Regions from separate parts of the Mus musculus genome. Here all the other regions are linked to region 3. The links are chromatin loops, found by intact Hi-C in ENCODE. Cell type or tissue: heart. All regions are shown on one strand.

Region 1 (8,000 bases), 300 kb before region 3:
AAACAAAGTTACAGAGTCTTTGGCAATGCCTGTTAGGGGCTGTCATGTTTTAGCAAGGGGCTAAAGGGACCTTCTGTCTACACCAGAGAGTAGCTCTGGCAAGAAATCTCAGTTGTCCAAATCCATATGATGGCACTGACTGAAAGCACAGCAGGAGAAGTGAAGTTGCTTTTCTCCAGAGTTGGGAGGGAGAGGGGCTCACCTTCAGTGTCCAATCAGAGGTCTTGTTGAATTTGCATGGATATCATTTTCAACTGTTTTGGCCCCATGACTGCCAGATGCTGGTCTTTGTACAGGGACATAGACTGCTGGAAATCCTTCACCCGACCAGCAGGAGTGAAAAGTCTCTTGGGGCCAAACCAAGATAATCAGTCAACCCCTTGAGAGCAAAACCAGACCTGAAACCAGACAAACCAAAAGCAAAACAGAATCAGAAGGTGGTCTAATGGAGGACACACAAGTGAACAAGACAGACAGACACATAGACATACAGACAGACAGGCAGGGAGGGATTCCACTTTACCTCCAATGTACGGTGTCTGTGTCCCATGACGAAAACCACAAACAAAAACAAGACAGCAACAGAGAAAAAAGACACCAGTATATCCAAGCACACTCATTCTCTCCTGGACTTGTACAACCAGCCAAACACTACTTGATGGGGGTCAGATTCCACATCGACTCCCTTTCTGGCAGAAAAAGCACCTTATTTTTCTCACTCTGCCAGATGACAGTCAGACCTTTCTGACTGTCCCTCACCCTGGGCACTTCCTCCAGGGTCACCCTTGGAACGTCTTCCAGAGTTGCAGCCTGTGGGGCCTTAGAACGTCTTCCTCCTGCAGCCACTAGGTCCTCACGGTCCAAAGTGGCAGCTGCCAGAATACAGAATACCAGAACTGAAAAACCAAGACACAAGGTGGGACTCAAACCCACAATCTCAGAACTGAAAAACCAAGACACAAATTCAGCGGTGCCACACTTAACAGACAACATAGAAGACTCACACAAACAAACGTACCTCCAAGGGGTCTTTCAGGGTTCCTGGGTGTCACGCAGATCTCGCTGGGGCCTCCAAATGATAGAACTTAGTGGGGAAACCCACACTCTGTTCCCGATTCGGTTCATGTGTATGCATATGTAAATGAAAGAGCTCTAAGGGGAAAGGTATCCTGGCAGTAAGGAGCCAAGAAATACCACAAAGTCACACTGTACAAGAAACCTCACATGGGAAAAACAGAAGAGGGTGACAGCCCTTGCTCTAGTGAGACCCAGCACAGGACTGAGCAGGAGGCAGGCTGTATATAGGGTTTCTAGTGGGACCCAGCACAGGACTGAGCAGGAGGCAGGCTGTATATAGGGTTTCTTGGGGGGAGTGGGTGAAGACTTACGAGGTGGTGTCAGATTGGTGGGATTTTGTGACCTGATCTTGGGGCAAGCTGAGGGATTGGTGGGATTGTATGGCTTGATGTTGGGCTTTTTTTTTCCCTTGCAGGGTGGCGTTTGGCTGCTTGTGTCTTGAAAGACAGAAACTTGAAAAGGCAGGTAAGCCTGTTCGAGTAGTCTTGGGGGTATCTTGGCACCTCTCCAGCTTCATGGGGCTTGTATGCCTACACACACACACATGCACATTAATAAAAATAAATTTTGGGGCTGGAGAGATTGCTCAGAGGTTAAGAGCAATGGGTGCTCTTCTAGGGGAACCTGGTTCAATTCTCAGCACCCACAAGTAGCTGCAACTCCAGTTCTAAGAGATCTGACGCCCTGTGGTCTGACACATAAATACAGATATATATGTAGATAAAACACCAATGCACATAAAAGTTTTTAAAAAATATTTAAAAAATAAAAATAAGCTTTAAAAGGTCTGTGGCTATAGCTCAGTGGCAGGGAGCTTGTCTAGCACATGCAAGGCTTTCTATCCCATCACCTGTTTGGGGGCATATAATTACTGGATAAACTGATGAATCAAATATAAAATCTGTCCCATTGACTCCTGAATATTCTCCCCTGTCCTTTGTGTAAATTGACCCTATTTCTAATGAACTGACTAATGGTTAGCTTGCATTTAGTTTCAGGTATAAATTGATGTTAAGGCAAGTCAGCATGTGGACAGTTTATGTTGTTTTGATACTGGGTCTCACTCCATTGCCCTGGCTAGAACTCTACATAGACCAGGCTGGCCTCAATCTCATAGAGATCATAAAACACTGTGTGTTCCGGGCCTCTGTAAGGTACCAGAGGATGGAAAACAGAATAAAGACTGGGATAGTGATGAACTTTTAATGCCAGCCCTTGGGAGGCAGGAGCCTAAAACAGTTCTTCAGCAAATGCACCTATCCGGTACAGCACCCAGGTAAGAGGCCGGGGACTTCCCCACTAGTATAGAAGACAAAGAAGCAGAGACCCTTACAACACACAGTATTCTTCAAGGCTAGAGAAGGTTCATCCATGCTCAGCCCTTCTTTTCCTTTGCTCCCTACAGTACATATAATGATGGGTTCCCAGATATATCTACTCTCTATCACCAGCAACTTGTGATTATTGCTACCTTGCCTGGAAAATCACTGGGAATCTCCAGGTGGGATCCAGGACCTCCTTGTTTCAAATGCAATCACCAGGGCCCTTTGAGGGACAACTGAAAGCAAAGACCCAGAGAAGGTGTGGCAAGGAGACCTCATTTAGAGGAAAATACTGGCTCTGGAGATGACAGGCATGACCTACGAGTCCAGGAGGCCTCTAGGAGCTAAAAAGAGGCAAGAGCTCAACACTAGTTTCCAGAAGGGACAAGCCTCGTCAGCACCTGGACATCACCAGTGAAACACCTGCTGCAGACTCTGGTCCTTTAGAACTCTTAAGTTTATGTTGTTTCAAGGCAACAAAAATGTAGGCCATTGGTACAGGAACAACAGGAAGTCCATACATTCTCATCAAGTTTCACTTTGTACTGGCCCAGTACTGACGACTTCCTGAGCTTACAGTAGCACTCTGGGTCCAGACAGAGTGCATCTCAGTGTCTTCCTTCTAATGTAAACTTTTCCCTCTGTCCCCAGTGGTCCTGGACCTGGGTATTTCTTGCTTCATAGCCAAAGAAGACCTGGAACTCCTATCCCCCCCCCCCCACCCCCATGTACTGCTATGACAAGGGTACCCCACCATATCCAGTTTATTTGGTGCTGGAAATCAAACTCAAGGCTAGGCAAGCACTTTGACAACTAAGTTACATCCTCAACCCCTTTCACTTTTCTGCTTGTCCTTTCTATATATCCGCCCAACGGCATGAAGAAACTTTCTAAAACTGCAAATTAGACCTTGTAATTTCCATCTCAGACACTGAATTCCAAATTTCATGCAGTGGCTCATCCTCTTTGAGCTTTCTACACACACACTTTGTCTTCCCTGTCCCTCAGCAACTTAGGCTCAGGATCTTTCCCACTGCCTGGAAGCACTCTCCCTTCTACTGCCCTGACTTGGAGCACTTTTCACATCTCCAGTCGCAGGGACTCAGCCTTACATTGTTCTGTCTGGGGTAATGTACACCTGACCACTGAAACACCGGTGAATACAGCGACATATAAGTTGAGATGAAGGCCAGGGAGAACAAGAGCTTGTGTTGGCTCTGAGATCCGTCCCTACATTCATTTGCAAAAATACCGCATTTTGTTTTCAAGATGATAAAAACAGTGACTGCGAGTAGGATAGGGAATTGAGGACAAGTTCCGAAGTGACGCTCCGGCGTCCGAATGAGTTTAGGTCACCTCCCTGTTCAACGCGGGTCCCTATGCCTGTCATTCATTTGAAAGGACACGACTGTATGGCTGTTTTCAGGGTGACGGTAACAGTATCGGAATGCAAAGCAGGACGCTCAGGATAAGTTACTGCAGAGAACAGATTCCGAAGGAAGTGACACCCTGGTGCCCAGATGAATCTAGGTCTCCTTCCAGTCCTACTTTGGTATCCAAGCGGTGTGGGAGAGGGCGATGATGCTGGGCTCAAGAGCTTGCGGTCTCTCACCCCCTTCCGTGTGGCCGCCCAGGGTTCCGCCTATCGCCGCCGCTTCCGCAGCCCCGAGGCCCCGACGTGGCGCCTCCAACCCCGGGCTGACACTGGCAACGCAGCCAATGGTAGCGTTTGCGGGGCGGCGCGCGAGGCCTCCCGCCGCCAGAGGGCGCCGCCCCGAGCGTCGCGGGCTGGCAGCTGCGGTGGGTCGCCCAGGGAAGCTGCGAGACTGTGAGAGCTCTTGAGCCGGTGAACGCACATCCCGCTGTCGCCTCCGCACTCCGCGCCCCTCGGCTCCTGGGTGCCGCCCCGCAGGTGAGGGAAGGGGACGCGCGGGCGTCGCGGGCAGGGTCGCGCTCTTCCAATCGCGTGCGTGCGCCGCGTCGCTTCGTGAGCACGCGCGGCCGTTAACGGACTTCAGGCGGGGGAGGGGCGCGGACCCCCGAACCGGCTGCACGGGCTCCTCGGGAGTCGTAATCCGGGCACGCGCGGCGGCCCCTGCCACCTGGACTGCCTGGCCGACATCCACGCACTAGCTTTTGGTGGTTTAGCATTTCGTTATTCCTGGGTGCTGGGTGATCGCGGGGCGTCCGTGTTAGTAAGTGTCTCGGTTTGGGGACGCTCGCGACGCCAGCTGAGTGCGCGCTCGCCGGTGTCGGGTTCGCCCCTTGCGGGTGTTATGCGCGGCCCACCCCGCGTATGGGTGGCGACTGGCTTCCGGTGTTCGGCCGGGGTTCGGAGACTGTACGAGGGTTCTCGGTTTTCCTTTCCCCACCCTTAAAGAATGGAGACCTGTCAGTTCCCATTAGCGGGAATTTCCGGTTAGGGGTAGTCAGCGCAGGGGTGTGGTCAGGTTGGAAGGTCCTAGCTGGGCCCAAGGGGTGGTGCCTGCGCTCTGACTGGGTGAATTTATTCCGGGGTTGGGCGTTTTTTGGGTCCCCAGATGTTAAGGGATCAAAGAGGGTCATAGTGTTAGGTATTTAAGACCAAGAGGGTCTGGTGTAGACCTGCGCTGTCCGATGGTAATGTGGCCACTGGTAAAGTGGGGTGGTCGAGCACTGGAATGTGGCAAGAATTGAGATTCACTTTTGGTTTCAATTTGTTTGTTTGTTTGTATGTTTGTTTCGAGACAGAATTTCTCTGTTTAGCCTTGGCTGCCCTGGAACTTACTTTGTAGACCAGGCTGGACTTGAGCTTAGAGATCTGCTTTCCCCTACCTCCCGAATGCTGTGATTTAAAAGCCGTGCCACCACCGCCCCACTCCGGTTTCAGTTTTAAAGTCTGATTTGAAAGATTTCGTTTGGGAGGAAGAAAAAGAACGAAAAAGATCTCCTTGGTAAACTCCTATGCTTAAATCAGCCAGTGTTTAGCAAGCAGTGTGTTATATACTTGAGGTGATACCTGTTGTGGCTACGTTAGAATTAAAACAATCTGTCCAGTTTCTTTTTACTATTTTAGTATGGCCACTTCGTAATTTAAAATGGCACGTACCGCCGGTATCGTATTTCGATTGGACAATGCTCTACTGGACTGGGGGAGGGGCTGGGCGCTCTTGCCATCTGCTCTTTTCCTGCTTCTTTTGGAAGTAGCTGCTTTTCATGGAGGTCTTGAAGGAATCCAAGGCTCTCTTCACCTCCGTTGAAATGATGAGCAGAGCTGCACTGTGTGTGCGTGAGTGTATGTGTGGGTGTGGACTTGGTGTTGGTGTGGTGTTCTTCATCTTTGGACTAAATCAAGTGCATGGACAGTTTTCTCTATTGAAAAATTTCCCCTTTCTGCTCTGTTAGACCAGCAGGGTGCGCTACAGATGTGAATAAGGTTGAGTTATTGAGGTTGAAAATGTCAGTATTTGGAGTGGGGTATTATGCAAAGAACAGGTTGATCAGTGTCCTCAAGATGTACCAAAACACCCCTTCCCAGCTGTGTTCCTGTGACTTTTGGTTGGGGGTTATATTCTATATGCCTACAGGCTCTTGTCTTGTGGTTCCAAGATCTATTAGTAACAATGTTCATTTGCCAGCTGTAAGGTTTTACAGTTGTCAATATTGACTGATTTTTGAAACTGATTTGGGTGTATTCAATCCATTTGTAAATGACTGGTTGATAGTCAACTATAGAAATAGTTTGAGTAGCTAGTTAAGAAGGAGATAGAAATCAAAAACATCTTTAGACAGAATACCTCGGGAGGAAAGTTGCTTTCTAGATAATACCTTTGTGTGCTTTGTCTCAGCAAACCCACATTTTCTCCATGATCTTCAAGTGAAATGTGTTTACAGTGCCGGGTGTCAGCTGCGTGCTGTGGCCTCGGCCACTTAGAGTGAAATGGCAGGGTGCCTTGGAGCCCTGGAGTTCCCCAGCCTGGGCAGCGGTGAGGTCTCACCTCAAACAGCAAACAACAAAACAATTGGAACAAACTTCTGAGATATATAAAAATGAAGAAAAAGTGATTGGTGAGCGCTAGTTCTCCCTCCCTTCCTACACACACACACTCACACACACACACTCTTTTTGTTTTTTTGTTTTTTTTGTTTGTTTGTTTTGTTTTTGAAACACACAAACTAGGGTCATCAGGCTCGGCAGTAACGACTTAACCTGTCTTGCAACTCTGTCATAGCTTTCTCAGTGACTTCATTGATGTTAAAAAAAAAATGGGGTTGCTTAACTTTGCCAGGTTTTGCCCCAACAAGAAGTTTTGCAAGTTTGCCTTTTAATTTTACAAGTTTAGCAATGTGTTGTCTAGTTAATTTCATAACATTATGGAAGATAAGAGAGGATGTGAATTTGGAGCCAGGGGTTGCTCGAGCATGCATGGTGAGAAGGCAAGAAGTGTCAGCCTTGAGCAGGAGGGCCTCCTGAGGATCGGAGCACAAATTATCTCAGTGAAATCTTTTCTTTTGAAGAATCCCAGGTTTATAGCTGAGATGCACAGTGAGTTGCTTTGTCTGGCTGGAGGCTGCTTCCCTTATAGAATCCAGAATCTCTTGGTTGCTTCAAAGTTCCTGCTTGGGGGGTGGGGGGTGGAAGGGGGGATTTAGCTCAAACCAGGAGTTACCTTTCTGGTGCTGTTTGTTGTAGTCCTTTGCACTTTATGAACAAGACCAATGTTGTCACCAAACTGATGCTCCGGAAACTCCAGTTTCCAGGAAAGGGAGCTATCTCAAGAAGAAAGAAGCTGACTCAAGGAAGAGAGAAGCTGTTTCAGGAAGAGAGAAGCTGTTTAGCAGGGTTTGTCTACCTGGATTGCAGCGGGCAGGGTGTGGCATTTTGCCCTCTTGCCCAGGTCTGGATAAGTGAAGAGTCAGCTAATGTGCACTGTTGCAAGATGGGTTCTCAAAATGTTACTTGAACCACTTGGCTTTATTTTGTTGGGTTTTTGTTTTGTTTTGAGGCTGGGTTTCTTATGGTTTCTTATATGTAGCCCTAGTTGTCCTGGAATTTATAGATCAGGCTGGCTTCCAAATCACAGAAATCTACCTGCCCCTGCCTCTTGAGTGCTGAGACTAAAGGTGTGTGCGCCACCATCATCTGACTTGGTGGTTGTTTTAAATCAGGAAGTCTGAGGAGAGAATTGCAATTAAAAATTTTACTTGAAACTAGGGACACTTGGGCAGGGAAATGACTCAGTGGGTAAAGGTGCTTGCTGTGCAAACCTGAAGACTCAAGTTCGCCCTCCAGAACCCACATAAAGGTGGAAGGAGAGAACTGACACCATCCAGTTGTTGTTTGACTGTGTGTGTGCCATGGCACACGGGCTCACATACATAGCACATACAAAGAATGAAGCCTTAGGAACACTTTTTTAAAAAGCAAAAATACAGGCAGAGGCAGGTGGATTTCTGAGTTCGAGGCCAGCCTGGTCTACAGAGTGAGTTCCAGGACAGCCAGGGCTATACAGAGAAACCCTGTCTCGAAAAACCAAAAAAAAAAAAACCAAAAAAAAAAAAAAAGCAAAAATGCAATAATACTGGACCACATTTTCTTACATTCTTTAAAAATATCTCTTA
Region 2 (8,000 bases), 160 kb before region 3:
TCAAGAAGGCCTGAGCTTGGCAGGGCTGTGAGAGCCGTGGGGAGAGCACAGACCCCTGTGCTGGCTCGATTTCCATCTCCTTCCCTCTTGTTCTGAGCAGTGGTCATCAAGGACCTGGCGCATAGATGTGCTCAGGGGTTATGGGGAGAGATATAAGAGAGGGGAAGTGACGGATGTGTAGGAGGCTACATGGTACTCTCCCAGGTCTGGAATGTAGCTCAAAGATAGAGAGCACTTGTCTAGAATGCATAAGGCCAAGATTTCATCCCAGTACCATAAAATATGAATAAAGACCTAGTTATGAGCACTTGTTCCTCTTCCAGAAAAACATGGTTCAGGTCCTGCCTGCCAACTAACAATTGGAATTCCAGTTCCAAAGGCTCTGACACCCTCTTCTGACCTCAGGCACTGCAAGTATGTGGTGCACAGACACACATATAGCCAAAAACACCCACACACATCAAATAAAAAGTGTGGTGATGTTAAACAGGGTGGATGCAGTGGTGCGTGCCTTCAATCCCAGCACTCAGGAGGCAAAGGCAGGACGATCTCTGTGAGTTTGAGGCTAGCCTGATCTACATAGTGAGTTCCAGGACAACCAGAGCTACATTTTGAAACTCTGTCTCAAAATAAAGCAAAACAAACAAACAAAACAACAACAAAAATTGTAGTGATACAATATGATTTAATGTCTCTTACATTCTAAGTCATGGGAACTTTCCTAGACCTCAAAGCCAGAGTTTTCAATACACCTGAGACCACTTAAGACAGCTGTCCTACTGCATACTCAGCCTGTTTGCTTAACCTGCCTTCAAGAGAACAATGTAACAGCGAACATCACTTGCCTTGGATTTCCCATTTAACTGACTGCTCTTTCAAAGGTCCTGAGTTCAATTCCCAGCAACCACATGGTGGCTCACAAACATATGTAATGGGATCTGATGCCCTCTTCTGGTGTGTCTGAAGACAGCGACAGTGTACTCACATGCATAAAATAAATCTTAAAAAAAAAAATCTGTTCTTCCTGAACTCAGAGTAATGTTCTAATAATCATTTGCCAAAAGGAGCAAAAAGAGGTCAAAAGTGACGTTATAAAATGAACATCTATTGTAAATGCTGAACTCACATACAGCTAGCGCCTGACAAACAGACGCTTGTAACACTGTTCGCTATCTGGGGCAGATGCAGTCAGTGACTTGATCCCTTGTAAAATTCTGCTTGAGGTTTCTGTAAAGTCTCCCTCACGCCTTCCCCATGTGATGCTTTCTGTGTTGTGCAGTAAGAACATAGCAAAGCCCTTTGTTAGGGACAGACGCACAGGGACACAGTCACACGGCAGCCTTCAGGCAGGCACAGATTCAGACTCATACAACAGACAGACAAGAGGACAGAAGACACAGGGAGACTGAAATGGGAAGTTCTCATCTAAGCTCACTCTTGGTTCAGTGACCCCCAAGGCGAGGGCTTTGGTTTCTTTCCTTAATTTGATATTAATACATTATTGGTGACTCAGAATTAATCACTAATGTTTTTAATCCACACAAAAACATAAGCAAGTAGTGTTAAATTTTTAAACTGAAAGGAAGGAAGGAAGAAAGAAAGAAGAAAGAAAGAAAGAAAGAAAGAAAGAACCCACATAAAATCAGACATGAATAATGGCCCCTGAGAACTTCCAAGTCCTCCATCCAGTGCTCAGGGTGCGTCAAAAAGGACTTCAGGTGTTGTTAAGGAGCCAGGGAATCTACCATAGTCACAGAGATACTCCCATAAGGCAAGAATTGGGAAGGCGCCAATAGCAGGAGTTACAGAAGAGACCTAATGAAGGAGCCTTGAGCCAAGGGAGGCTGAAGCCTCAGGAAGCCGGAAGAGCCTCCCAAAGGCTTTTATCCACAAGCAAATCACTGTGGATTTCTGCCTCTCAAGGACTACAAATGATGCAAACCCCAGAGTGTGGTCAATTGTTAGTGCAGCTTCAGGAAGTTAACACAGTGGGAGAGTGGCTGCCTGTGATTTCTTTCCATCCCTGAGTGTGTAGGCTTAAGTGGTAGGGAAGTTGGTTAAGTGAGGTGGTATTGTAACTAGGTGTGGGGCTGAGTGTGTGAGTGTGTGTGTGTGTGTGTGTGTGTGTAGCATAATGTGCCCGAGGATGGACAGTTGGGTAGACCGTCCCTCCCATAGTGCTCTAGAACTATGAGGACGCTGACTGAAGGGCTCAAGAGGTCCAGTTGCGGTACATGCCTTTAGCACAGTGCCCAAATTCAAGCGAAACACGAAAGTTTCCTTAACAGAAACTGCCAAGGCTTGTAACTGAAGCAGAACCTGATAGAACAACTTTGGAAATGTGTGGGTGCCTACAAGCACCTCTTTCTTCATCTTCTCTGTGGCTAACATGAGGAAGAGCAAGCTGAGGGACATGGGAATGCCTGGAAGCACAGCAAACACAAGGTGATGATGGTGGCCTTGGGTCGAAGCCATCAGACAACCTACATCAGGTCAGCAGGGAGTTGAGAGGTGAAGCTGGGCTCCTTTTTACCACCCGCAGGAAGAAGGCGGTGAATGAGTGGTTCACACAGAGCTGGGAACAAGGCAACTTTAACTGCGCTGGATCCAGGGCCCCTGAAGCAGCTCCCTCATTCCACGGAGCCACAGCTGAGGCAGCTGGGGCTGCCCACTGCCCTCAAGAAAGGTGTGGAGACCCTGCTGTCTGACTATTAAGTACGCAAAGTAGGTGATGTGCTGACCACAAAGCAGGCCCATGTCCTGAAGCTGTTTGGGAATGAGATGGCTGAATTCAAAGTGACCATCAAATTCACGTGGGATGCCAGGTCGGGAAGATTCCAGCGGGGAACCGGGAGGATGACCTGCCCAAGGTCGCACGTGAGTCTGAGGGAGAGTCTGAAGAAGAGGGTGACAGCTGACTCTGAGAGCCAGAACTAAGGCCTTCCAGCAAGTCCTCCACTGGGCTCCAGTGCTGCTGTCACCTCTCTGGAGGGAGCAGCTTTTTATTTTGCTATGGATAACAACAAGGGAGGGTGTTGGGTAATGATTCTGTTTCTTTATAGAATAAAAGTCTGTCCACAAGGTGCTCCCTGTAGACAGCAGGGGGAAGAAGAGTTCTGGGTGCAGGTCTAACTCTGGTTCTCAGTCACCCATGTGACCTCAGGAAGCCGCTGTCTGTCTTTGAGTCTTCGTTTATTCCTCTGTCAACCACAAAAGTTGGACCTAGAGCCTCCATCCCTGCCGTCCGGTAGCAGGCGTGAGTGCTTGATGTCTGGGTGAGGCTGTGCCCCTCAAGGAGCTGAGCACTTCCAGGGTGGCTGAGCGCCCTCTAGAGGAAGACTCTGGAGTGGCCGAGAATCTCTTCCTCATGGGAGGGATGAGGGATGGTCCCCTGGAAGAGATCGAATGCGTCTCAGGAAATACTGAAGGAGGAGGGTCCCTCCAACACAGTGCAGGCCCAGAACCCCCGGGTAAGACCTTACTTGGAAATTGGGCCTTGCCAATGGGATCAAATAGAAATGGAAGATCCTGGATCAAGCTTCCCACCAGTGTCTGTGGTCCTCCGACCCGGGGAGAAGGCCACGTGATGACATAGGCAGAGACTGGGGTGATGGCATCAGGGAGCCCAAATCTGTGACTCATGATCCTCCTGCCTCAGCTCCCTGCTGAGATCAGGGATGTTCCTCGGTCTGTTCAAGAGGAGTTTCGATGGCTGCTGCTGTGATTCTCTTTGGACTCTCATTAGTGACCTCTGAGAGAAAAGTGTAAATGATTTAGGATTTGGAAATCCTGGCTGCACTGGGAAGAGGACCGACCAAGTGAGTATTGAGGGATTTTCTGGTTTCGCACTGGGAAATTTCAGGGGATTTTTTTTTTAATGGGGGGTTTTCTGAGCTGGGCACTCGAGGTGGAGACCTGCTTTCTCAGAGGTTTTAAACCTCTATCAAAACGAAAAAGGAAAAGGGAGGAGGAGGATGGAGAGTCAGCAAGATGGCAGGTGAGGATGCTTGCAGCTCAGCCTGAGGACTGATTTCCCACGAGAGAACCAAGTCGTCCTTTGTCCACCGCTCTCCACATTTGCAGTACCTTGCACACGTGCATACACATGACAAGTGGGAGCGGGAGTGACGCAGGACACACAAACGCATATTGGGCATGGTGGCTCATGCCTGTAATCTCCAACACTCGGGAATATGAGAAAAGATAGTAGCTGAAGGCTCACAGCCAACCTGAACAACAGAGTCTGTCTCAAAAAAGAGGAAAGAAAGAAAGAAAGAAAGAAAGAAAGAAAGAAAGAAAGAAAGAAAGGAAGGAAGGAAGAAAGGAAGAAAGACAGACAGACAAGACTAGGTGATAGACACTTTAGGCCCAGCACACGGGAATCGGAACAAAGAGAATCTCAGTGACTTCAAGACCAACCTGGTCTACACATCGAGTTCCAGGCTAGCCAGAGCTACAAAGTAAGACCTCATCCTAAAAGAACAAAACGAAACAAAACAAGACAAACAAACGAGGGCTGGAGATACGACCCAACAGTAAGAGCACTTACTGCCCAAATGGGTTCTTAGCACCCACGGTCAGCTCAGAGACCCCTGTAATTCAAATCCTACGGGATCTGGGATCTTCTTCTGATCCTTTCAGTTACAGGAAACATACACAGTACATGGACATACTTGCAAGCAAACAAGAATATAAATAAAATAAAAAGGAATAAATATTTTCTAAAAAAAACCACAGAAGTTATGCATATTACAGATAAGCCTTGGTCTGGGTTTTGAGCAGCTTCACAGCACACTTGAGGCCCCCTTCTTAGTAAGTGGAGGGGCTAAGACTGGAATCCAACTTGACGGATACCCAGAGCCCAGCTCTAAATCCCAAAGGCTGACCTCCATAGATCAGCCAAGCTGCCCTTCCCCAAACCGCCTGTAGGGAAATCAGAGAGCACCAGGCGTTTCCTGGCCAGCAGGGGGTGCCGCAGTCTTAGGCAATAGGAGAACCCTGGGTAACCAGGACAGGAGTCTAAAGGGAAAAAACAAAAAACAAAAAACAAAAACAAAAACTAGAATCAGCCCAATCCCCATTTTACAGAGGAGGAGTCTTGGTCCTAGAGAGAAGAGGAGAAAGGGCCACTCTGGGGTGACTCAGTATCTCTGACCTTCCTCAGCTGTCAGCATTCCTGTTGGGGAACCTGAGTTTTTTCAGCTTGTGGAAACAAGGAGAGGACAAGGGAGGTGACAAAGATTGGCCAAGGTCCAAATACACCTTGTGGGCTTCTTCTTCTATTGGTACTGCAGGTGTTGAACAGAGGACAAGATGACATCATCCTACAGCACCTGAGAAGTTATTTCTCTGCTGGGGAAACAAGCCAGCCAGTTCAAGCTGAATTAGAGTACATACGAAGGCAGGTTTATTGGAAAACCACTCTTGGTCGAGTTCTCTGGTCCGAAGGAATGAAGCCAGGGAAGTTGCCATGGAGAGGGAGACAGAGGGAAGGAGACAGAGGGAGAGAGAAAGAGCATGGGCAGCAGAGAGAGAAAATGCAGAGATGGGGAGAGAAGGGAGTGACCATACAGGGAGGAGCCTCTGGGGGGAGAGAAGCCCAGCCACTGGGCTGGAAAGTTTAGGGTAGAGGGCGGGTATACTAGGTCAGGACTGCGGGGAGAACCTGGAGGCTGGATCAGTCTTGGTATGCAAAATATACACCTCAGTCCCTTATCCTGGCCTGAAACCCAAGAGCACCTGTCTTCCAGGCTAAGGCAGCCATTTGTTGGCTCTTTTGTAGACAGGGTCGGTCTCACTATGTAGCTCTGGCTGTCCTGGAACTAGCTATGTAGACCAGGCTGTTCTTGAGCTCACAGAGACCCTCCTGCCTCTGCTTCCAAGGGCTTGTGGCTTGTGCCACCACACCTAGCTCAGACTAAGGCATCTTGAAGCCTATTTTGGACCTTTTGCAATTTAGGCTCAGGCTCTTTCTCTGTCTCTCTGTCTCTGTCTCTGTCTCTCTCTCTCTCTCTCTCTGTGTGTGTGTGTGTGTGTGTGTGTGTGTGTGCATGCACATGTGTATATGTGGAGACCTGAGGTTGGCATTAAATATCTCTTTAATCTCTCCCGCAGCCCACTCATCCCCCGCATTCCTACACTGAGAATGGGCAGAGGCAGGAGAGTAAACCAGAAGCTTATAGGCCAGTTAGCCTGGAGTAAGGTGCACTGCGGCAGAAACAAGGGACCATGCCTTTACAAGTTCCAGGAGGGGGTTAAGAGAGTGCTGCTCTTGCAGAGGGCCTGAGTTCTGATCCTAGCACCCATTCTGGGTTGCTGCAGCCACCTGAAATGCCAGCATCAAGGGATTTGACACCCTCTTCTAAAATCTGCAGGCACTGACACTCACATGGACAAAAATGGGCAAAGACTCTCTCTCTCTCTCTCTCTCTCTCTGTCTCTCTCTCTCTCTGTCTCTCTCCTCTCCTCTCCTCTCCTCTCCTCTCCTCTCCTTTCCTCTCCTCTCCTCTCCTCTCCCCTTCCCCCAACACATGCTAAAAAAAATCTTTAAAAACAAAGATTACGTGGGAGCATTTCCCAAAAATTGTTTTCCTTTGACTCTCACACACGAACCTATATTCACACATACACTTGCACAAAATAAATACATAAAAATAAATATTCAAAACATAAGTTCATTCAATAAATGTAATGTGTTAGGGATACTCTGCAAAGACTGAAGCATTCTGAATCAAGGGTGGATCTTAATTAGAATTGGCGTTAGGCCTGGGCCGATGGCCCCAGCAACCACATGAAAACCTGGCAGGTGGCATAAGTCTGCATTCCCTCTGCTGGCGGCAGAGACAGGCTGATCACAGAGACTCAGTGGCTAATCCATAAATCTTCAGTCTGAGGGAAATCCTGACATAGTCAACAAGGTAGAGATCAAGAAGAAGACATTTGAAATTAAAGTCAACCTCTGTACACACAGGTGAGTATAGCTGCAAAGGTACCTACAGAGACACATGTGTCTCTCACATGCTCTCATGTACACACAGACATGCATACACACATAAACATATACATACACACACTTACATAAACATACACACATACACATGAGGCTCACAGACACATGCACACACACATGTAAGCACATAAGACACTCACACACACATCCATGCACACACACACACACACACACACACACACACACACACAAATGCTCAGACACACACATGCACACAGGAACACATGCACACATACACACATATACATACATATATATATACACACACAGCAGACACCTGAATGCCTGTACACACACACACACACACACACACACACACAGAGAGAGAGAGAGAGAGAGAGAGAGAGAGAGAGAGAGAGAGAGAGAGAGAGAGAACAGTTGGATAAAGTGTTGCCTGTAGTTTTGGGATACCCACCTTTGCTCCAGGAATGGAGGACAAGCTACCAGCCCCTGCCTGGCTTTCCTTAAATCCTCAGATAAAAACCACCCACACAGTTGTTCATTTTCAACTTGTCTTCTTGGCACAGTTGCTGGGCGCTCTACCTCCCACCTGGAAAATTCGCCCTTATTATTACTCTTAGCTCCACTCCTCCCACCTGCCCTAACCTTAGTCAGGTCAGTTTAATCTAGTCCCTGCTAGACATCTCTGACCACCTCCCTATAGGAGCGGCCACAGCCCACCGCTCCTCCCAAGACCTCACATGGTTGGCTGGTTCTTCTCTCTCCAAGGCATGGCGAACTCCTCTTCTCCTTCCTTGTGTTTCCTGCCTTCCCCCCAGGAACCTGGAAGTCCTGCCTGTACCTTCCACCCAGCAACTGGCCCACGGCTTTCTTTACTGACAAATCAAGAACCAATTTGGGCAACAGGACCTTAACATCAGACCTACCTCTACAGTGGAGATGCCACCCATTACCCTCTCTAGCCATAAACACCAATGCAGATACTTTGGTGGCAAAACACAGAGACCTGCAGAGCCTGAGAAGACCAAGG
Region 3 (8,000 bases):
AGGGATGGATACAATGGGAGCTGGCATTCTTACCTCATAGGAAACAGTTCAGAGGCGCACTGCATGTCTGCAGAGCTCATGGGCTCTCTACCCTCTGCTGCTCACAATCTGCCCCACTCCCTGCTCATGCTTAGCATTGTGGTTCTGAAGATGCAGGAAACACTGATCCACACACAGTTCCTTTTTCTTTCTGGGTGTGTCTCTCCTTCCCCACCCCAAGCAGTGCGTGGCTGGGTTCCACACCAGCCACCCCATTCTCTTCCAGCTCAGCACACTTCCCACGGAGCTGGCCCTGAGGACTGTGATCCAGAAAGCACAAAGCACCCACATCCTGTACCAGGTGGTACTGTGGCATGGCAGGGAGGTGGCCCTCAATGGGAGCCTCTCTGAGTCGCTCTCAGAGCCCTTGAGGACCATCCGTCTTCAGGGTGAGTAGCTGACGGGCAAGAGTGGGGTTGGGGTGCTCTGCCGGCTGTGAGTGAGTATCTGCTAGTCCTTGTGTCCAGGGAATCCTCAGGACATAAGATGGTCCAAGACTCAGCCATCAGAGGAGACAGGCAGAGATAAGCAAAATCACAGAGAGGATGGGGCTGCAACCCAGTTGATAGAATTGTTTACCTAGAATGTTCGATCCTCAGCACCTTAAAAAAAGTAGTGAGGGTTTGAGGAAAGATGTCCGCAATCCCAGCCCCTATGAAGTAGAGGCCAGAAGGTCAGGTCAAGGTCATCCTCAGCTACATGAAACCCTGTCTCAAGTAAACTGAAATTAACAACAAAAGGAAACTGGGGCTCATGAGTTGGTTCTGTGGAGGAAGGTTGCCTTTAAGTGGTATCATAACCGAACAAACGTGTGGCTTCCAAGTTTTATAAAATAGGTGAGGTGGCCACCCACCTGAGTAGCTTTTGTTATCAGTTGAGTCCCCCAAACCAGTCTCCTGCTATGACCTAAACCCACAGCCATAATCTTACATGAAGTCACTGCCACCTGTAAGCCGCCTGCGGCCACACTAACTGGGTTCCTGAGTGGGAGGCAGGAGCTGTATGGGAGAGAACGACGAGAGAAATAATGGAGGCCAAGATGCGTTTCTGTTCAAGGCCCCCAAGTTTACTAAGAGTCTGTGCTTATAAAGGGGGAGGCCCATCCCCCGCCAATCCATTCTTGGTGCCTGTTGCCAGCCTGTAGGTGATCTGCTGGATGCTGTCTCAGGAATATCTCAAGGGCCTCTCAGCAGGTAACAGTGTCTTGGAGAAGAGCAGCAACAGATGACAGAAGAATAGAGCCATCTAAGTAGGAAGGCTCCACTCCAGGTGGTCTCATACTCAGTGGCAGCAAGGTCAAAGCCAGCCTACTCAAGGCTGGGGTAGGCTACAGCCACCCTCTCCACCATGTCCCCCACAGCAGAGCTTACCCACCAGCTGTCTCTGTCCCTGCCACAATGCTTCAGCCTCTGCCTGTTCTTGGGATACTCGAGAGACAGCCACCAGGGTGACCTGGCTGTGACTTGGGACAATAAAGATTAGTTAGGCAGTGGGGCTGGAAGGAGACCCTGCTCAGCGAGCCTGACTGGGGGTCGGCAGCTGCACTAGATGCCCAAAGGTGGGGTCAGGGGACCTTGGTTCCAGTCCCATGTGACGAGTACAGCTGATGTGGTCCTGTGTCACAAATCTATCCCACTCTCAATCCTGCTATGGCTATTGCCATCGCTGTTTTCAGAGCCTGACATTGAAGGACAGAGAGGTGCTGTCACTGCTCTGGAGTAACAGAGCCAGCAGCACCAGTCCTTAGCCACTCTCCCAGGCATGCTCCTGTTTCTCCTGTCCTCCCTGAGCCTCCTGAAGGCTCCCTCCCTGGGGGACTGGTGGAGGGGGGGCATGTGGGGAAAGAGGGCTGAGAACTGGCTCTCACATGCCCACCCCTCCCTCCTCCCCACTTCTGTCCATTCTTTTCACCTCTCCAGGTGGGGCAGAGGTAGATCTTGCAGCCTCACTAGGAACAGAACTTCACTCTAGGAGACAGGGAGGCTGCAGACATCTGGCTTGGGCCCTGGACAAGGTAGGAAGGCCCTGTTCAGCAGACACAGCATGACCTCAAGGGTCCTCTACTCGGTGCCCGGTTGGAGCCCTGTGCTTGCACCATGCTTGCATATCTGTGGGTTTTCAAAGGAGAAAATAGTCCTTAAGAGTCTCTGGGCTCATCTGTATGATAATCTGCATATGTAGCCACCCCAGGGAGGGTTGAGCAGAACAGTCGGCCTCCCCACCCACTGTGCATCCTCAAACTGTGCGGCTTCTCTGAGCCTCCTCTTGCCACCCTCAAGTGCAAGCAAATGGACACAGCTTTTAAAAATCGGGAGTGATAGGCACGGTGGAGCACGTGTACAGGGGCTGGATGGGAAGGACCCGAAAGCGTGAGCAAGGACAGCAGTGCAAAGGCCCTGTGCCAGGGCTAAGCTGCGGAGCTTCCTCAGTCAGAAGAGGCTGGAAGGTGGGTGGGGGAGGACACCTGGGACCAGAAGGGACAGCTGACATCCTGTCATCAAGGAGTGGGAGCTTTCTCAGTATCCCAGTAGGGACACCTACCTACAAAGAGGAGCAGAAGTCTCTAGCCTCCATTTTCTTACAGGGGAAGATGAAGGCAGGCAAAGTCTTGCCAGCTTCTCCCCTCTGAGGTGATGACAGCCTCTCCTCTGCTCATCCCTCATACAGGTTCAGCCATCCTGGGACTCTGAAGATCGCCTGGGCTGGAAAGTCCTCTATGCACCGTGTGGCCTGGGATGGCTGCCTAGCTGCCTAGGTCAGGTAGGTACTGGCTCACTGGTGAGCTCTTGCCTGGGATCCTTTGCGCCCAGCAGGCTTTTGTTTAACTTCCGGTTCTTGTCAGCTTCAAGGAACCTGGAGCCTGGCCCCACCGCAGGCCTGTGGGGCCCTGACTCAGACCCTGGGCATATTTAGTGAGCAGTTTGATCTCTGCTGGGGCCGATACCAACTACAGCAGAATGGGACCTATGAGGTGACACCCAGGGAGTCAGGCTCAAGGCAGGTCCCTAGGGGGTAAAGCCCCCTAGGGAAGTACCAAGCTGAAGGCCGTGTAGATCTGGGTTCAAGTGCTGGCTATGCCATGGGTCCTAGGCCACTCATTCCACAGGGTGCTTCGTCTGAAATGGGTATGATAGTCATGTGACCCACCGGGAAGTAGGTCAACACTCAGGTTAGAGGAGCTGATGCCACTAGGGACCTGCTAGACATTGGGCGGGAGGTGGGGGAGGGCTCACCTTTCCAGAAAGGGCAGGGCTCAGAACCTCCCACTTAACCAGGGTTTCTGGGGGGGGGGGGGACTAAGCGCCGATCATCAGAGTGCAAGACAAAAGCCAGACAGCACTGAAATGGGGACAGCTGTCTCTGAGAGCACACTACCTTCAGTCCTCTGCACCCCACCCCTTCTGAGACCCTGAACTGGAGTTGCAGGTCCTTGGCCTCTGTGTGATTGACAATCACTTGTGGAGGCTGTGGTCACCCTGTTGGATGTGATAAACGCCCATGTCACTACCCACCATTCCAGAAGGACAAGGTCCACACAGAGGTCACACTTAAGCACATCCTCTCGGCCCCGTGCCCAGCCCAGCTTCCTGTGCCCAGCTGGGCTAGTAGAGGCTGACTACGTGCACAAGTTACACCACATTTTCCACCTGGGGCTTTGCAACTTGCCCAGGGTGAGTCTGGTGAGAAGGATGGGGTGCAGGAGAACTGGGGGCCCTGAGGAGGCAGAGCTGGGACAGGCAGAGCTGTCATGGTGGTTCTCTGCCTACCATCTGCATGGCACCTCAGTGAGAGAAGGAAGATGTATGTAGGGGTGGTCATGGTGTTTTGGAAGATGTGACAGGAATGTGTCACGAAGGGTGTCACCACAGCCACTGCTGAGGCACATGAGACCCTTAACTGCCACTACCCTGGGCTTGTTGTCTGAGTCCCCGCCATTCCCGGGTTCCTTTCCTGTCCTTCCACCTACCCACCCATCCACACACACCTTCCTCCCTTCCCACCCCACACTCCTGCAACCATCTACCCCCCACCCATTCACCTACCCACCTCTTCATTCCTCCCTCGAAGGGGCCACAGACTCTTCTGTCAGGGCCAGGCAAAGTATTTAAAATTTAGCAAGCCATCACGTCTCTTGTTAGTCTTGTTCACTCCACTGTACCATGAAAGCAGTGTCTCTGGGTTGAGGGGGAGGTAAGGCAGGTGCTGCTCTGCTGTTTGGAAGTGGAGGAAAACAGGGAAGACCTAAGTAGTAAGATTAGGACCTGGGGGATGCTGGGAAGTATGGGAACAGGGCACCTGCAGATAGTACATGAGCAAGCACCTGCACAGGGCGTGCATCCCTGTTTAAGAAGCTTTGGTGGACAAGGGTTGTGGGTGGGGCAATAGAGCCTGCCACCCCCACAGCCTGCTACAGCAATTCAGGTGGGAGGGATCACAGCCGGGGCCAGGGGCCAGTGGGAACCAAACCATTTCCCCATGTGTCTCCCGACCTCTGGAACCTCTGCTGTCTTTCCTTAGGGCCTCTCATTCTCTGGGGAGCACTGTGTGGACCAGGGTGCACTCCTGCTGCGTTCTCAATATCAGCTGGGTCTTGCTCCAGAGCCCGACCAGGGTCTGTGTTTTAGCCTAACCATACACCAACCACAGTCGACCTAATGCACCCGACTTCTCTGGGCAGCTGGAGGTACATGCCCAATTTCTCTGGTTTCCATGCCAGAAGCCCCACTGACTGGGCAACCGTGCCACCTAGTGGTCATTTGTGGAACTTCATGCATACAACCTGGTGGTCCAGGACTTCCTTTCTGGGAAGACTTACTGTCCAGGCCCACTGAGTGGCTCCTCTATCACTCCATGGTTCTGCTCTTCCTATAACCAAGAGATGGCTTCTATTTTGCTCAAATATGATGAGGTTTGTGTACCACTCGGGGCTCTCTAGAGGAACAAAACCGATAGAATGGATAATACATAGAGAAGGGGGATTTATTAGAGTGGCTTATAGGCTGTGGTTCTGCTAGTCCAACAATGGTTGTCTAGGAATGGAAGATCCAAAACTTCAGTAGCTGCTCAGTTCACAAGGCTGGATGTCTCATCTGGTCTTCAGGATACACCAGAATCTCTAATGCCAGCGAGAGTGAGGGCAAGAAGGCAGAGTGAGAGCTTCCGTGTGCTAATACCGACTGCCCCAGAAGGCATGGCTCAGATGAAGGAGGGATTTTCCCTCCTCAAGAAGATTTGGATTAACATGGATCTTCCTGGCCAAGCTTGGTAACGAAAGCCCTCTAGGCAGAGGCAGGCTTGTCTACATAATCAAGTCCAAGACAGCCAGGGCTACACAGAGAGAAACACACACACACACACACACACACACGACCTTTAAAAACCAACCAACCACCTCACAGGTGCACCCAGCCAACCAGTTGGGTTTTAGTTCCAGATGTAGTCAAGTTGACAATCAGGCCAGGGCCATTTCTATTTAATATGCTGTCTCTGTGCCTGCCACGTCTTAACCTGCAAGCAGGCTCTGCCTTAGCATCTCTAAACAGAAGCTCGATACAACTTCCTGGAATCAGAGACAGAAAGGCCTGAGGCCACACACCCTGGCAGGTACCCAGGATGCCATACCATGGCCTGTAGGTTCTTGTTCTCTGGTCATAACTAGCTGAAGCTGAATTGAAGGCAGGATCTTCAGGCCACTGCCACTGCTAGTTTCAAGTGGCTACTGATTGGCCTTGGCTGTGGTGCTGCCCCACAGTCCTTGCCCCAGGCCCCAGTCTTTGCTGCCCCTAGCAATGCAGCACTTCACACTCACGTTCTACTCTAACCCACTGTGGCCTCCTCTTTCCTTGACCACCTCTGGAAAGACATCAGAGTCTGACGGTTGCAGTTCAACTCCTAGGACTCCAGAGAACCTTTGATTTCTGCCGAGCTTTGAGAGCCGCTGGTCCATGTCATTTTATAGCTACAAGCGGAGGCATAGTCAAGGTCGCCCAGCTTGTCAGCTGCAGGATCTAGCCTAGAATACAGGGCCCTTGGACAGGGCAGCTGTGGCTCCCTTCTCCAAAATCCTCCACCAGTCACTTCGTCTTCTTCAATGGTCCTCATTCCCTGGGACCCTTGAAGCATTTGACACTGATCCAGTTCATGCAACAACCATTTGTCCTGTTTTTCCTCCCTCAAGGCGGGAGTGCTTACAAGGATTTGGGTAAACTCAATGACCACATGTGACCCGCACAGGCCCATTGAACTTACTATGGTCTTTGCAGTGATTTCCATGGAACTTAGGAGACCCAGGCTGCAGGAGAAACACTTGGGCCCTGGGAACTGTCTAAGGAAAGATGCCTGGGGTCCCCACACCAATGGCATCTGCCTGAGGACTGAGCAGAGCCTTGAGTTCTAAGCTTTCTGGGCAGTGTGTTGCTGGGAACTCATCTACAATGTGGGCTTTGCTATGCTTTGCTGTACATGTGGGATTCTGAGCCATGTGGCAGGGGTAGAGGGCAGGGAGCTAGTGCTCCCTGGAGGAATGGGCATTTTCCTATCCCTTCTCTATGATTCAGCCTTAGTCCTTCCTCACCCTGGGGCAGGCAGATGCCAGAGACCAGAGCAGCACCAGCAGTCAGGCCCACTCAGGTCTCTATTATCTGGTTCATAGCTCCAACGCCCTAGGGCTCAGCAGCTCAGCTTGCTGGGTCACATCTCTGCCTCAGCTTCCAGAAGCCTGGTCCAGCTGGAAGGAAATATGGAGAAGGAGAAACGAAGACTGTTGATGTCCCAGGCCCTGCGCTGTCTTCAGGCTTCTGCTGCCCATAGGAAAGGTAAGTTCAAGGTGACAGTCCCCAAGTCAGCTGTCCAAAGGAGAACAGGGGATCCCTATTCCTATCCTGTTGAGAGCTTAGAAGCACAGAATCACCCCAAATTTGGGGTAAATTTCCTGTCGACACCTGTACTGACTTTGCTAGGTCAGGTGATGCTGCAGGGGGGTTGGGGGAGTAGGGGTTTGGGGTTGGGGGAGGGAATCTGGCTGGGCCTCCCATCCCAGAGGTGGGTGTGAAGTGGGGGCTTCAACTATTCCAGGAGACAGGACTACTAAGGTAGTACAACTCAAGGCTCTTAAACCCTAATATCTTAAGGTTTTGTGTAGGGCACTGGTGTAGGCAGACAGAGACGGCATGGATGCAACCTTGGTCCCTTCCTGGCTCCAGGGGGCAGAGAAGAGAGTGTGACACTACGGGTGTGTGCCCACAGGAGAGCCATGGAGGTGGAGGCCCTGCTCTTGTGCAGCAGTCCGCCCAGCCACTGAGGCGCCTGACCCTTCAGGCAGCTAACCAGAGCCTCCTCCTAGTTGTACAAGGTTGTCAAGGGGCCCTGCTGAGCCATCTGGAGTTAAGCTGTTGGCCAAGAGCCCAGAGCCCTTGAGTGAACAATGCCCAGAACACCAGAGTGGACCCCTCAGGACAGCCCACACATCCTCCAGAGGACTTTTTCTCTATCTCTCACCTGTCCCTCTATCCTGCAGTCTAGAATGACAGCAATCAGCTCCCAGGTGCAGGCCCAGCTGGAAAAGAAGCTCCGCCACCAAGAAGACTATGTGAGAGGCATTCAGAACCTGGTGGGTAGCCAGGCCCTGCTAAGGGAGCATGAGGGGCTCTGGCCTGGCCTGTGGCCTGCAGCTCTCCAGCCCAGGCACCAGAGGCTGCAAAGTGCTGTCTCTGTAGTCTCCCACTGATCTTGCCTCAGTTTCCCTGCCTAGGTATAGCCAGTGGGCACTCTGGACAGTGTGACAGAGGGTCTGTTGCTACTGACTTGGGTGGGGCTAGGCGCTGTCCCGGCAGGTGACCACCCTGTGGGGCAGAGGCCAGGCCAGGCCAGGCACGTGCTGACTTGCCACCTCCTTCTCTACCTGGAGCAGCTGCAGCTGAGCTGGACCATGAGTATAGGAGAGGGCACCAGTGCAGTCCCAG
Region 4 (8,000 bases), 240 kb before region 3:
TTAAGAGATAAAAAGTGATCTGCAGAGGTCAACAGCTGCCGTCCTTCAGTCTTGCCCTATTGGCATGTTTGTAGAGTACTTTGCCCAATTTTGTCTTATTTGGGTCTTCGCTCATCTTCTAAAAGGGAAAGGAAAAGAGAAATGGGAGAGGAGCTACAAAATAACAGCACATAGCATAAAGCTTCAGCAATCTACATATGTGGCAAAGACGATCTCCTCTACTCCTGAGAAGGCGTGAGAGGCAGCTCTGTCATTTTTCAGCTTTGGTTTTGTTGTTTATTTTGAGGCAGGGTTTAAGTCTAGCCCAGACTGGCTTCAAACTTGCTGTGTAACAAAAGATGACTTTGAATTTATGGATCCTTCTGCCTCCACCTCTGTGGTTCTGGGCTTATAGGGCAGGCATCAACACACCTAATATATGTTGGGCTGGACATTATCCCAAGGCTTCCTGAACCTTAGGCAAGCACTCTGCCAACTAAATTACATCTTTACCCCTCTGCTGCATTGATTTTTTTTTTCTTTTAAAATATATTATATTTAAAACTGGGCAGTGGTGGTCAATGCCCTTATTCCCAGTACTTGGGAGGCAGAGGCAGGTGAATCTCTTTGAGTTCAAGGCTTTCGTGGTCTACCTACTGTGTTCCAGGCCACCCTGGGGTCTCAAAAAAACCAAAACAACAAAAAAAATCCATGTGTATGGTTTTGTGTGTGTGTGTGTGTGTGTGTGTGTGAGAGAGAGAGAGAGAGAGAGAGAGAGAGAGAGAGAGAGAGACAGACAGACAGACAGACAGACAGACACAGAGAAAGAGAGGGGTGAGAGGTGGTGGTGTCAGTGTCACACAGGTAGAAACTTGCAACATGCACATATGGCTGTCCAAGGCCATCTTTGGAAATGAGTCCTCTTCCTCCATCATGAATTTAAAGGATGAAACCAAGGGCGGGAGTTTTGTGGACTAAATGCTTTCTTGAGCCTGTTGTTGGCTCATTCTGCTTCATTTCTTACAGAGGGCACATGTCATAGGTAAAGGGCTTAGCTGACTTCTCTAAATATTTGGCTAGACAATCCCTCTGGTACTCTTGCCTTCAGTGGTGTTTAAAGGTTAGAAAGAGTTTTCAGAAGGTTCACATATTTCTGGTCAAGGAAGTATTATTTTGTCTCATGTTTTTGAGATGATGGTCTGTGTTGCCCAGACTGGCTCTGAAGATCCTCCTTCCTCAGCCTCTCTAATAACTAGGACCACACAAGAAAGTAGTAACTCGGAGATGTTACAAGTCCTTTTTAGTGTCCACACTTCAGTCTTCATTCTTCTTGAGTTTCATGTGTTTAGCAAATTGTATCTTATATCTTGGGTATCCTAGGTTTGGGGCTAATATCCACTTTTCAGTGAGTACATATTGTGTGAGTTCCTTTGTGAATGTGTTACCTCACTCAGGATGATGCCCTCCAGGTCCAGGGACACTATGCCCCTCCTTAGAATTGGGAACAAAACACCCATGGAAGGAGTTACAGAGACAAAATTTGGAGCTGAGATGAAAGGATGGACCATGTAGAGACTGCCATATCCAGGGATCCACCCCATAATCAGCATCCAAACGCTGACACCATTGCATACACTAGCAAGATTTTATCGAAAGGACCCAGATGTAGCTGTCTCTTGTGAGACTATGCCGGGGCCTAGCAAACACAGAAGTGGATGCTCACAGTCAGCTAATGGATGGATCACAGGGCTCCCAATGGAGGAGCTAGAGAAAGAACCCAAGGAGCTAAAGGGATCTGCAACCCTATAGGTGGAACAACATTATGAACTAACCAGTACCCCGGAGCTCTTGACTCTAGCTGCATATGTATCAAAAGATGGCCTAGTCGGCCATCACTGGAGAGGCCCATTGGACACGCAAACTTTATATGCCCCAGTACAGGGGAACGCCAGGGCCAAAAAGGGGGAGTGGGTGGGTAGGGGAGTGGGGGTGGGTGGGTATGGGGGACTTTTGGTATAGCATTGGAAATGTAAATGAGCTAAATACCTAATAAAAAATAAAATAAAAAAAAAAACAAGTCCTTTTTATTTATTGCTTCAGTGTTGCTAGTGTATCTGTACCAAAGAGAGAAAGGTGTACAAATTCTTGGTGTTTTCTCTTGCATCCTTAGTATTTGCATTTCAGTGATACCGTCTAAGTGTTGGCATGGCCCTCCTGTGTGGTTCACCAGTGTGGAACCCACTTATGTAGAGTGATGTACCTCAGTAATTTAGTCTTCTTTGAAGCAGTAAACAAATGAGTGTTAGCCAGAGGGGACTTGAATTTTAAAGACTTCTGTTGTCTTGAACATAACCTGCTTTCTCCTAGAAGCTATGAATGACATTTGTGTGTTTGTGACATCTTTGTTAGACTTTTAAAAAAAATTATGTGTATGAGTGTTTTGCCTTCATGAATATCTGTGTACCATGTACATGCAATTCTTGTGCATGCCAGAGAAGGTGTTGGTCTCACAGGGCTGGAAATATAGGTGGTTGTGAGCTACCATGTTGTAAATCAAACCTGGGTTCTCAGATTTGTCATAGTGGCAGCTTTATTGATTTGCTATGACCACTGTAGGTGTATTTGTAACATAGGTCCTCTGTACAAATCAAGAAGCCAGGTAAGCCAGGAGTGGTGGTGCATGCCTTCTGTCTCCCAAGTGCTGAGATTAAAAGGCATGCCAGGCAATATTTAGTTTCTTTATGGCACTTAAAATCCCTTTCCTTCCTTTCTCCCTCCCTCCCTCCCTCCCTCCCTCCCTCCCTCCCTCCCTTCTTCTCTTCTTCTCTTCTTCCCTTCCTCCCTTCCTCCCTTCCATCCTTCTTTTTTTTTATGACAAAGATTCAGAAGGTGTTGGCTTTTTAATTTGGCTATAATTTTATTTGTTTTTATGAAAGACAAAAGACAAGGCCATGGCTATCAGTGCATATTAAAGCAACAGTTTGCTATTTCTGGTTACTGAGTCAGGATTTATTATGCAGAATGGGAGTGACCTATGTATGATAATCACAAAACTGAGATTGTAGGATCTTAGAATTTTCTTCCTAGATATGCACTAGCATAATGCTAACTTGAACCTCATGTGTGTAGCTAGGAACTGCAGTGAACTTTCCCAGGGGCACAATAGAGGAAGATGAGAGCTTCAAGTAAGTCATGTCCATACAAGCATATTAGACTGTGCTTCTTCCAGTTCCTCCTGCTGTAGCTCAGACAGCTCTTCTTGCCGACTTGTTTATAGACAGGCAGATGTGGTCAGACAGAATGTGGGTCCTAGTTATTTTAATGGTCTTGAAGTTGATTGAAAAAGGAGTAAGACAGTAAGTAAGATGAAATTTCCACAGGTTTTATGTCTTCTAATTTTAATGGGGTTTTGTTGTTGGTTTTGTTTTGATTTTTTTTTTAAGGTATTGTCTCTTCGGTGTTGGTAGCTTCCCTATCAAATGCTTTATTTTTAAATCACATCTGATTTAAATCATCTGATTTTTACCTTGCAACCTACCTACCAAATGCCAATAAATAGTACTGTTATTTAGAACTTTTATCTTATATTTGTGCCAAAATAGTTCCTAAACCTTTTTGTGAATTTCTGTAATTTACTTAAGATGAATTATTTAGCACATATCTATTAATTTAGTCTTATGATAAACTAAGTTGTTTTAAAATTAAGCAGGATGTAAAAAGGCCTAGGAATCTTGGAGGGAGCGGGTTAAGTAGGGTGTTGATAAATTGTTAGGTGAGAGAAAACCTGAGATTTTTGCCGGAAAAACTTCAATGCCCAGCTTCTAATATCATAGTGCTTTTATTCACAAGTCTGTCTGAGTGTTGAGCAAGTATGCAGCATTTCTGTCAGTTCATAGTTTATACTGCTGTGACTAAGAAGGCTTTATTATGAGTTAAAATCAAGGCAGAATGGTTTTAAGTGCCGGTAAGTAAACGTGCATGAAGGGGGCTGGAGAGATGGCCAAGAGGGTAAAAGCACAGGCTGCTCTTCAGAGTGCTCTGGTTCCATTCTCTGTGTCCAGCTGGTGATTCTCAACTGTTGGTACCTCCAGTTCCAGGGCATCTGATCCCTTCAGGCACCAGGCATACATGTAGTTCACATGCATGCATATAGGCACTCACAGACATATATGTCAGAAAAGAAAATTGTGGAAAAAGGGGGGAAATCTTTAAAGAAACACATCAAGGTAATTGCTAATTAGGCCACTAGAGGGTGTGTGCTATCTGCCAAAATCTACTCTAGTTGAAAATGGTGCCTGCATCCCTAACAGCTGTGTTGCAGGAGGTATGAGGATTTGCTGACCTAAACAGCTACTAAGAGTCTACATCGTGGCCAGGGGTGGTGGCGCACACAAGAAGAACAAAGACCAAAGTGTGGACACTTTGCCCCTTCTTAGAATTAGGAACAAAACACCCATGGAAGGAGTTACAGAGACAAAGTTGGAGCTGAGACGAAAGGATGGACCATCTAGAGACTGCCATATCTGGGGATCCATCCCATAATCAGCCTCCAAACGCTGACACCATTGCATACACTAGCAAGCGTTTGCTGAAAGGACCCTGATATAGCTGTCTCTTGTGAGACTATGCCGGGGCCTGGCAAACACAGAAGTGGATGCTCACAGTCAGCTATTGGATGGATCACAGGGCCCCCAATGGAGGAGGTAGAGAAAGTAACCAAGGAGCTAAATGGATCTGCAACCCTATAGGTGGAACAACAATATGAGCTAACCAGTACCCCCCGGAGCTCATGTCTCTAGCTGCATATGTATCAGAAGATGGCCTAGTTGGCCATCAGTGGAAAGAGAGGCCCATTGGTCGTGCAAACTTTATCTGCCTCAGTACAGGGGAACGCCAGGGCCAAGAAGTGGGAGTGGGTGGGTGGGGGAGCGTGTGGGGGACTTTTGGGATAGCATTGGAAATGTAAATGAAATAAATACCTAATTAAAAAAAAAGAAAAAAAAAGAAATATGTGTAGCTAATTTATGTTATTTTTTAAATAATGACATAGCTTCTGTTGAAGAGACATTGCAAGTTTGGTGAACTGTAGATTTTGCTTTACCTACAGCATGACCAGAGTTGTTTCATTATTTTGAAGTATTAATATTAGGTTATGTTATCAAGCATACCAGTTCTCACAACTCAGTACAGACTGCCACAGAATTGTATCTTAGCTAGCACTTAGGATAGACTATACCTGTTACAATTTATTTTAAATTTTTTTATTTTTAGTTATGTGCATTTGGAATGGCATACACACATAAATACAGGTGCTTTCAGAGGCCAGAAGAAGGTGTTGGAGGCCCTGGAGCCTGAGTTACAGGCAGTTGTAAAGTGCCCAGCGTGGGTGCTGGGAACTGAGCTCAGTTCCACTGCAAGAACAGTGTATTCTCTTAACTGCTGAGCTGACTTTGCCATCTCACAGGTTGTGTTTTAAATAGGTAGTATTTTAGAGTTTATTCAACTTTTAATCACCTCATACAGTGTGAAGCTTCAGTTCTTCATTGCTTTGACAGTGAAGAATGAAATGATTTTTGCTGTGTTCGCCATTGTAGTGTTTGGTGAGTTTCCTTGCTCAGACTACTTACTCGACAGTTTCAATGTCAGTTCCTCTGAAGACAGAGGTTCCTTCATCCAGACAGTATGTGCTGCAGCAGTAGAACTGGGAGTGTAGACATGAGTTAGAGGGTTTGCCTACTACACACAAAAGCCCTGGCTTTGATCCCACCACTGTCAAAAACTAAAACTTGCTGCAGTGAGAATAAACTTTATACGTACATGCTTTCAAAGGGCACTGCAAATAGTCCAGGAGTTTTTCATTTTCAAAGATTTAGTGTGGAAGCTGGTAAAGACTGTTCAGTGGGTAAAGGCACTTGTCCCCAAGCCTGACAATCTGAATTTGATCTGTGCTCATATATCAGAGAGAACTGACTCCTCTCTAAGTATTGTCTTCTGACCCCAAATGTCACCACAGCATGTAGACACTCACTCATATGTAATCAATAATTGCCATTAGAAAGAAAAGATTTAGTTGAGATTTCCCTTGAATCAGAGCTTGTATTCTGCATATGTTCATTTTATACATATGTAATTGCATGCACTCATGGATATAGATAACATACCTATGTCATAATACACAACCATTTCCATGAACCTCTCTAAGGTAATGTGATGTGGGAGGAGAGATAAAATTCACATGGAACATTTACTTATTAATATTTGGAACTATTTTACTCCATTGGCTTTGGCTTAGGAGAGTGATCAGAAATTAAAGAAGTTTAAATGAGTCGTTGTAATAGTTTTTATTTTTGGACAGCATTAACAGTTCCTAGAATTTCTGAAAGGTTGTCTTATGTTCATGATAGGAAAGCTTATTCTGTTGTGGAATGGCTGGAAATCCTTAAGAAGGTAAATGTGCTCTGGTGTAACTCTATTATAGGCTGGCTTGTTTAAGGAGTTCTGAAGGAGTAGGACAAAAACAAAAACAAAAACAAACCATTAGTTGCCAGTGTTTGCTTTTGTACTGGGGCTGGTGTTGCATGGGAGAGTGTGTCCTTACCCATGTAGGAGGTGCTGGGTTCCATCTCCAGTACTGCAAATGACATGAAACAACAGCTTCCTTATTTCTTCAGTTTGAGAATAGGCTATTTGCTAGATTTTTTTCTGGATGTTAGGATTAAACATTTCATCTTAGGGTTTGGTTTTGTTTTCCAGAGGAAGACTAGTTGACTTAATTGAATCTAGAGAGTTAACCAAATAGTTTAGCTTGAAAAGAAGAATCTTCAGTATAGACCAGAAACGTCCTCTTTCGTGCAGCATACTATTGGGAGGGATGTTGGGGGACCCGGTGGATTTTCTGTTGTCTGAAACAGTTTCCTGCAAGCCAGGCTGGCCTCAAACTCATACATAATAACTTGGAACTGGGGCTGGAGAGATGGCTCAGAGGCTAAGAGCACTGACTGCTCTTCCAGAGGTTCTGAGTTCAATTCCTAGCAACCACATGGTGGCTCACTGACCCATGCTACCATCTCGCCAGTAAAACGCACGCAGGCCACTCGGATCCTTCTGCAGTACAGCTTTAATACATCTCGAGAGATAGATGATCAGCTTCAGGAGAGGAGACCCAGAGAGCAGAAACCCTTCCCTTTTATAGGCTGCGAAAAAAACGGTTGGAGATGTGCACCACTGGGATTGGCTGCCCACTATCAGTCAGTTAACGCCACGAGAAAGGCAGGGCTCGGGTAATGGAACGATACCCTGACGCCTGCGCACATTTTACTACGAGCAAGGGATGTCAGCGCCATCTTGTAACAGCGACTGTGAGGGCGGCTACTCACATCTCCCCCTTTTCTTTTATTTTAGAAGCAACAGGCCACCCAGTACTGAGAGTGGAGATAGAGGTCAAATCCCCAGTGTGCAAGCATAGGGGCCTTACACAAAACCTCCTCCCAGGCTCGTCACCCGGAGGGGTTTTGGTCCGCTCCCGTGTCGTTTTTCCTGGGGGAAGGACACTTGGACACTCAACCTTCGTCAGCGCCATCTAGGCGACTGTGAGGGTGGCTCCTCACAGCTCACAACCATCTGTAATGAGATCCAATACCCTCTTCTGGTGTGTCTGAAGATTGACAATGTACTCATTCATATACATAAAATAAATAAATCTTTTTTTAAAACGGCAATGTGGAACTCTTTATCTCTTGTTTTTACCACCATGCTGGGCCTTTTCTTTGCTTATTAATTTTATTTTTACTCTTTTTTATTTTTTTGTGAGAAGGTCTCACTGTGTAACCCTGGCTGGTCTTCAAACTCACTATGTAGAACAGGCTGGCATACTGTCTGCCTTCTGAAGGCTGGAATTATGGGCTTGAGCCACCATGACTGGTTATCATTGGTTTTAAATATTATCAACATATGAAATTTCTGTGTCAAATTTTTGAATCCATTTTTCCCTAAGTATCTGTCTTTCTAGTTACCTATAAGAG

Evidence for each region. Peaks named below come from ENCODE experiments on the same cell type or tissue, not always from the same donor. Only the 100,000 strongest peaks of a DNase experiment are listed, where the experiment ranks them.
Region 1: it touches region 3 in a loop (6-fold over the local background); 17 of 42 quality-filtered maps call a loop at or near these places.
Region 2: it touches region 3 in a loop (6-fold over the local background); 35 of 42 quality-filtered maps call a loop at or near these places.
Region 4: it touches region 3 in a loop (7-fold over the local background); 26 of 42 quality-filtered maps call a loop at or near these places.

What each region holds. Positions count from the first base shown.
Region 1 is chr16:11,172,531-11,180,530 of GRCm38, reverse strand. Zc3h7a (zinc finger CCCH type containing 7 A) reads left to right here and starts at 4,190. Exons shown (of 23, transcript NM_145931.3): 1 at 4,190-4,311. It overlaps 4930509G22Rik (RIKEN cDNA 4930509G22 gene), which reads right to left and starts at 2,355. Exons shown (of 4, transcript NR_151506.1): 1 at 1,019-2,355; 2 at 760-896; 3 at 203-398. In heart, a CTCF peak has its summit at 5,785 (motif pointing right); DNase peaks (open chromatin) are centred at 4,090, 4,820 and 5,650; H3K4me3 peaks cover 2,661 bases; H3K27ac peaks cover 2,493 bases.
Region 2 is chr16:11,031,588-11,039,587 of GRCm38, reverse strand. It overlaps Gm10832 (a long non-coding RNA gene), which reads right to left and starts at 7,756. Exons shown (of 3, transcript XR_003951970.1): 1 at 7,711-7,756; 2 at 3,483-3,751; 3 at 1,516-3,391. It also overlaps the pseudogene Gm3919. In heart, CTCF peaks have their summits at 951 (motif pointing left) and 3,328 (motif pointing left); DNase peaks (open chromatin) are centred at 3,317 and 4,937.
Region 3 is chr16:10,870,589-10,878,588 of GRCm38, reverse strand. No RefSeq gene overlaps it. Among named protein-coding and RNA genes, the nearest start is that of Rmi2, 40 kb to the right of the region's middle. In heart, no CTCF peak of the experiment used is centred here; a DNase peak (open chromatin) is centred at 4,768; H3K27ac peaks cover 1,294 bases; H3K27me3 peaks cover 1,872 bases.
Region 4 is chr16:11,105,652-11,113,651 of GRCm38, reverse strand. All of the region lies in intron 4 of Txndc11 (thioredoxin domain containing 11), which reads left to right. Among named protein-coding and RNA genes, the nearest start is that of Txndc11, 25 kb to the left of the region's middle. In heart, a CTCF peak has its summit at 4,211 (motif pointing right); no DNase peak of the experiment used is centred here.